Regions from separate parts of the Mus musculus genome. Here region 2 is linked to region 1. Evidence: chromatin loops called from intact Hi-C (ENCODE). Cell type or tissue: heart. All regions are shown on one strand. Each heading gives the region's core, and the rest is flanking DNA. Links, peaks and the distances in the headings are about the cores only.

Region 1 (2,913 bases), core at 216-2,715:
TCTGCTTGGTTGGATGTCAGGACCGCACAGCCTCTCACTTCTGGGCTAAGATCACTATAGCGCCATACCTTTAGGACTGGGGTGGGGTGTCACGTCATCACCACGCGACCACCCAGAGCCAATTACAAGATGGTTCCCCGGGAAACTAGGCGGCAAGCCAAGAGACCTGGGCCTCAGTGGCTGCCTGAGTCTCCCAGTGTGAGGGACAAAGCGCTGCGGGATATCAATCCAACAGTGGTTGCGCGCGATGGAGAATTTGACCCTACTCATATTCTAATGAGAATTGTTTAGTAGCATTCTTTATCTGCTGGTGATTTCTTGTTGGTGAGGTTTTGGCTCTGTGTTGTCTTACCATTGCTTGGGGATAGTTTCAGTCCCTTGGCACAAAGAAGTGTATGGGTCAGATATGTAGTTCTAAAATCCGGGATAATCTGAAGAAAGGGTAAAGCAATGATTTACCGAGGGGGGATGAAGTGAGGTCAGCAGAGTCAAGCAGGAGTCTGAGCCAAGTACAGGGGGCACAAATGAAAAGTGGTGACCAGGATTTAATCCAGACTTTAGTTACATTGGTGTAGAAGAAACTATGTGATAGAATTGACGTTATAAAAATGATTTACTAATAGATTTTTCAGAGAAGGCATTAAATCACACAAGTGGAATTTAGCTAAAGGAGTTACCTCCAAAACACCCCCAAAGATAAGTAGTAGTATATTAATCAGGCCTGTTAGAAGAAAAAATTAGGATGTTAGGATGCTCAAATGTGTGTTCACCACAATTGGCTACAGCCTTTAGATCCATCCCCAAAGACATGTGTAAAAGGCAGCTCAAGGTGTGTGTGTGGGGGGGGGGGATGCAAGATTACAACCATCATTAAGTCCCCTGTACTGCCCCTGGGTAACAACCCTTCAACAAACAAACAAACAAACAAAACAAAACAAAGCACCAAAAACCAAACCAAAACAGTGCTACAACAAAACTGGTGTACTTAAAACAATTCTGACAAAATGTTGTATCTTTGCTGTGTAAATCTACTATTTGCCTAAGCAGCCAGACTTTCAGTCTCCTTTCTCTGTTAAAATTGTTCAAAGTGTAACCTGGGGCCAGAACCCAACAGGGACTTAAGGATGAAAGCCTATGTAAATGCATATGCTTAAAGCAAGCTAATAAAACCTTCCTTTGGTTGCGCCTTAGCTCTAGTTGGCCAGGCACTTTAGCCTGGTAGCTACCCACTGATGTGTGTAGATATATAAGTGTAGATAAATGTTAAGTGTTGCAGCTCTGAAGTGAAAGACTTGCCCTATAGAAATGTCACTGCCTGCTCTGCTGGGGAGACTGGGAGTCTAACAGCTGTCTGTTCTCTGTTCTAGGGAAAGTGTTACAGCTCACTGCACAGCAAACCTCACATAGATTTCGTTAGAAAACTCCAGGAGTAAAGCTGCCTCTGCTCCAGGCTCCAGGGAGAAGCAACAACAGTGAGCTGAATCATAGACCGGGGGTGGGGGATGGGGGGTGGGCGGGCGGGAGGAGCTGTTATACCGGATTTCTTAGGGGAGGAGCTTTTCAGGGCAGAGATTTCCGGGGTCAGGATTTCTGGGATTTCAAATCCTGAGCTTGGGGAGCTCAGCGATTGGTGAGTTTTCCTGCTCAGGGATTGGTGGCTTTTCCCCCACACCCCTTTTGTTCACTTGGCCCATGGATCTGGATGGGAAAACTATCCATGCCTCAGGCGGCTTTGGCTGAGGTGACATCTCCCAGAAGCCAGTAGTGGGAGACAGAAGAGGAGGTGCGGTTGTCAGGGCAACTCCTAATTGCCCCCCACCCCCACCCCACCCCCCTGCTTAGGAACGACAATATATACCTTTCCACCAGTCCAACTAAATGCACTCAACTTTCATCCCACAGAAATGTCGGGGCCCCTTGCTGGTCCAATAAAGCAGTCTCAGCCTGTTGAGCTAGAGTTTAAATACTTCTGTCTCATTTTTCGTACACATAGATTTCCCTTTTGAATATGCTCAGTTTATTCACACAAACACTCCCTATAATACCATGCTATTATAAAGATTAAGGGACTCCCAGCTCAGGGTTGGTTCATCAGCATATCGAAGCCTGCTTGGCTCATAGGAGCTGCCATGTGGTTGGCTCCATAACACATCTTGAAAACATTACATTATTTCAAATCACACAAAATGGTTTTACTTATATTCCAAACTGGGTTGTAAATCGAGATTTCATTCTTCTGTGTAGCAAAACAGTTTATGGCTTATCACACACACACACACACACACACACACACACACACGTGTATTCCAAGATATAATCATCAATATCTATTGAAGTCATAGTTTAAACTAACTTCACCTTGTAAGAACTTTTATTTCAGGTAATTGGCTTAATTCAGTGGCTAGATCGCCTCTTTGCAGCAGGAGCTAGTTAAAAGAACAAGGCATTTGGGAAGTTGAAGGAGCTATCAATCTCGTGGGCATTTCTACTTGAAATAGCCGGCTTCCACCCTAGAGAAAGACACGGTCTGTATTAAGACAGAGGCCAGTTAGTTTTCTAGAGGATTAGATATATTTTAAAGGGAGGAAAAAGCACTGTTTCGCTAAACTAAATGTTCAACGAAAGAAGTGACCAGAGACATTCTATTCTCAGCAAGAAGAGGTCTAGCTGGCTGGTGGCAGTAGGGAGGCGACTTCGTAAAGCTTTAGCAGTAGGTGGAAGCATGATCAACATTTACCGGGAACTGGAAGTGTCAGGCAGGATTTTCTAATGACCAGGTTTTAATTAAGATCATGAGTGGGATTTAAAGCGGAATGATTCAAGAAATACAAAGCTGCGCCAGCCTTCCCATCCCACCCCGGCCGTGCCCTACGCCAAGACTTGACCCACCGAGGCACCCCGGAAGGCTAGAAA
Region 2 (2,913 bases), core at 111-2,610, 270 kb before region 1:
TCTCCGGACGCCTTGCGCCCGCCCTCCAGCCTGGGATCACCTCTGCGCGATGAGTTAAAAAGTCTGTCTGGGCGTTGGGAGGCCCTCGGGCGTGGCCTGCAGGCGCCACCACAGAACAGAACTGTGTCAGCAAGACGACAGTTCCTGCCCCAGACTCTCCGGTATAGCCCGCGGGTAGCCTGTGTTTAAACCTCTACACACGTACACACACTCAGACGCGAACACACACACACTCACACTCACACTTCCACATAGATGCTACCAAAGTTTGGAAGATGGTCCGGTTGGTGGGGCAGGGAAAAGAAAAGTCCAGTAGAGGTGTGTCTGAGACTTGCAAGACTCTGAAAAAGGTGAGCTAAATGCAAGGCAGGAACTCAGGAAGCCTGGCTGCATTGACAATCGGAGGTTTAGGTCCCAAATGACCTTGGAGGAGGCCAGGGGAAACAATACTAGGGCAGCAAGAGGAGAGAGTGGTCTAATAACCCCAAACCCTTCTCCAGTCTCCATTCCTCTCCTGTTCTGAGCAGGCATCTCCAAGGCCAGACCCTATCTAGTTGCTTGAGAACATCGTGCAAGTTTTGTCTGGGCTCAGAGATCATGGCCCCCTTTCCCAGTTCAATTCCTGCAGAATCCTCTGGGGAAGGTGTGTTGCGTTCCTTTGTTCTGGTTTGTTTTGTTTTCCTCCAAGCCTATCTCAGACCCCTCAATGAAACTGGCCCCGGGGTGGGGAGGGGGGGAGGGGGCTTTGCAAGGAGACTGTATGAGCTACAATAGAGCCTACTTGGTTCCTTTTGACGTGATCATTTCCATCGTCATTTGAGAGTCTCAAAAGATAGAGGTGCCTACACAATCCGTTTGCTCACAAAGGGCATTGAAGAGGAGTGTCTTGTGGGCAGCTGGGAGGGGAGGAAGGGAATCTGTCACTTAAGACTTTTAGATGCTAAGCACTCACCAAGAATGTGGAGGGCTGTGTTCAAATCAAAGCTTAGCCACCTCCTCCCCACCTCTCTCATCTGCCTATTCCCCAAGCGTGCGCGTCATCACACACACACACACACACACACACACACACACACACACACACCAAGAGGACCCTGCACTCCGTGGCAGTCACTTCCACCCCACTGCCAGGAGGCGGTGCTGTTGAACTCTAGACCAATCCAAGGACAGTAGAGCATTACTTACTACAACTGCTACGGAGCAGCTCAGACTGCCTGGAGCAAAGCTGAAGGTTAGGAAATTCGTCTGTGGGAAGCCTCGCGAAGTTCCCATGGCTTACAAATGAATAGCTTCTCTGGTTCAGTACAGCTCGGACTTTAGATGAGAACAGAAGGCTGCGGTGTCCTCACGTGGAGAAAAACATTCACAGAGGGACGCGTGGCCAAGAGGGTGAAATGAGGCAGGCAGATTTCTGAGTTCGAGGCCAGCCTGGTCTACAAAGTGAGCTCCAGGACAGCCAGGGCTATACAGAGAAACCCTGTCTCAAAAAAACCAAAAAAAAAAAAAAAAAAAAAAAAAAAAAAAAAAAAAAAAGAGGGTGAAATGAAAGCACTGAAATTGTAAAAAGAAGCAGGTGGAACATCCTCCATCTGCTTGCCCATGTGGGACTCTGTCTCTGTCAAGCCAGAGCTGGGACCTGTAGAGTCCACCACCCCCTTGACTGACGTTGTCTTTATTGGGTCAAAGCTGCCTCAGCTCTCCAGGAAAGAAAACTCCAGAGGGAATGGGAATAAATATAGCAATGCCTGGGTCCTAGGAAAGAGAGAAGAATGACTAGGGGTTGGACAAGGGGATAGCCTCTAGAGAAGGGGGCAGCTTTCTTATGTGGGATGGGACCTCCAGGGGCACTGTTCCAGAGTAGGGGCATCCCCTAGGTAGAAGACAACAGGGCATGGACCAGAGGCACTGTCTGCAGAGTGTGAACTGGTGGGATTATTCAGTGCTGTGAGAGCATGGAATTAAATGGTGGTTACCCTCCTGAGTGGGGACTTTTCAATACGACAACTGCCTTAATTAGGGTTTCTGTGGCTGTGAGAAAACACCATGACCAAACGCAACTTGAGGAGAGAGCAGTTTGTTTCATCTTCCTGCTTAAGGTTCATTGTCCAGAGGAGTCAGGGCGTGAACCTAAGGGCAGGAACGGACACAGAGGCCAGAGTGAAATGTTGCTTACTGCCTTGCTTCTCAATGGTTTGCTCAGCTTGTCTTCTTATATCACCCAGGACCAACCAGCCCAAGAGTGGCACTTCCCACAAGGAGATGGGCCCGTCCACATCAATCATCAGTCAAGAAAGTGCACCACAGGCTTGCCTACAGGCCAATCAACTGGGGGCATTTTTACAACTGAGCTTCTCTCTTCCCAAATGACTATTGTTGGGAGCCGCCCCCACATTCGCCGTTACAAGATGGCGCTGACATCCTGTGTTCTAAGTGGTAAACAAATAATCTGCGCATGTGCCAAGGGTATCTTATGACTACTTGTGCTCTGCCTTCCCCGTGACGTCAACTCGGCCGATGGGCTGCAGCCAATCAGGGAGTGACACGTCCGAGGCGAAGGAGAATGCTCCTTAAGAGGGACGGGGTTTTCGTTTTCTCTCTCTCTTGCTTCTTGCTCTCTTTTCCTGAAGATGTAAGAATAAAGCTTTGCCGCAGAAGATTCTGGTCTGTGGTGTTCTTCCTGGCCGGTCGTGAGAACGCGTCGAATAACAATTGGTGCCGAATTCCGGGACGAGAAAATCCGGGACGAGAAAAAACTCCGGACTGGCGCAGGAGGGATACTTCATTTCAGAACCAGAACTGCGGATCACGTTTATAAAGGTTCCCGTAACACAGACTGTTGAGAAGGATTCAACTGCCGAATTCAGAACTCATCAGCTGGGGAACGACGGTGATAAAGGTTCCCGTAACACAGAC

What was found. A loop is a pair of places that touch in the nucleus more often than their neighbours do. Peaks named below come from ENCODE experiments on the same cell type or tissue, not always from the same donor. Only the 100,000 strongest peaks of a DNase experiment are listed, where the experiment ranks them.
Region 2: it touches region 1 in a loop (2.3-fold over the local background); 3 of 42 quality-filtered maps call a loop at or near these places.

The regions. Positions count from the first base shown.
Region 1 is chr2:148,677,936-148,680,848 of GRCm38, forward strand. Gm46771 (a long non-coding RNA gene) reads right to left here. Exons shown (of 2, transcript XR_001783505.2): 1 at 2,890-2,913; 2 at 2,343-2,510. It also overlaps a transcript of Gzf1 not described here. Among named protein-coding and RNA genes, the nearest start is that of Gm46771, 1.6 kb to the right of the region's middle. In heart, for the core only: no CTCF peak of the experiment used is centred there; a DNase peak (open chromatin) is centred at 1,646; H3K4me3 peaks cover 2,234 bases; H3K27ac peaks cover 2,286 bases.
Region 2 is chr2:148,408,236-148,411,148 of GRCm38, forward strand. No RefSeq gene overlaps it. Among named protein-coding and RNA genes, the nearest start is that of Thbd, 1.5 kb to the left of the region's middle. In heart, for the core only: a CTCF peak has its summit at 1,151; DNase peaks (open chromatin) are centred at 686 and 1,146; H3K4me3 peaks cover 708 bases; H3K27ac peaks cover 536 bases.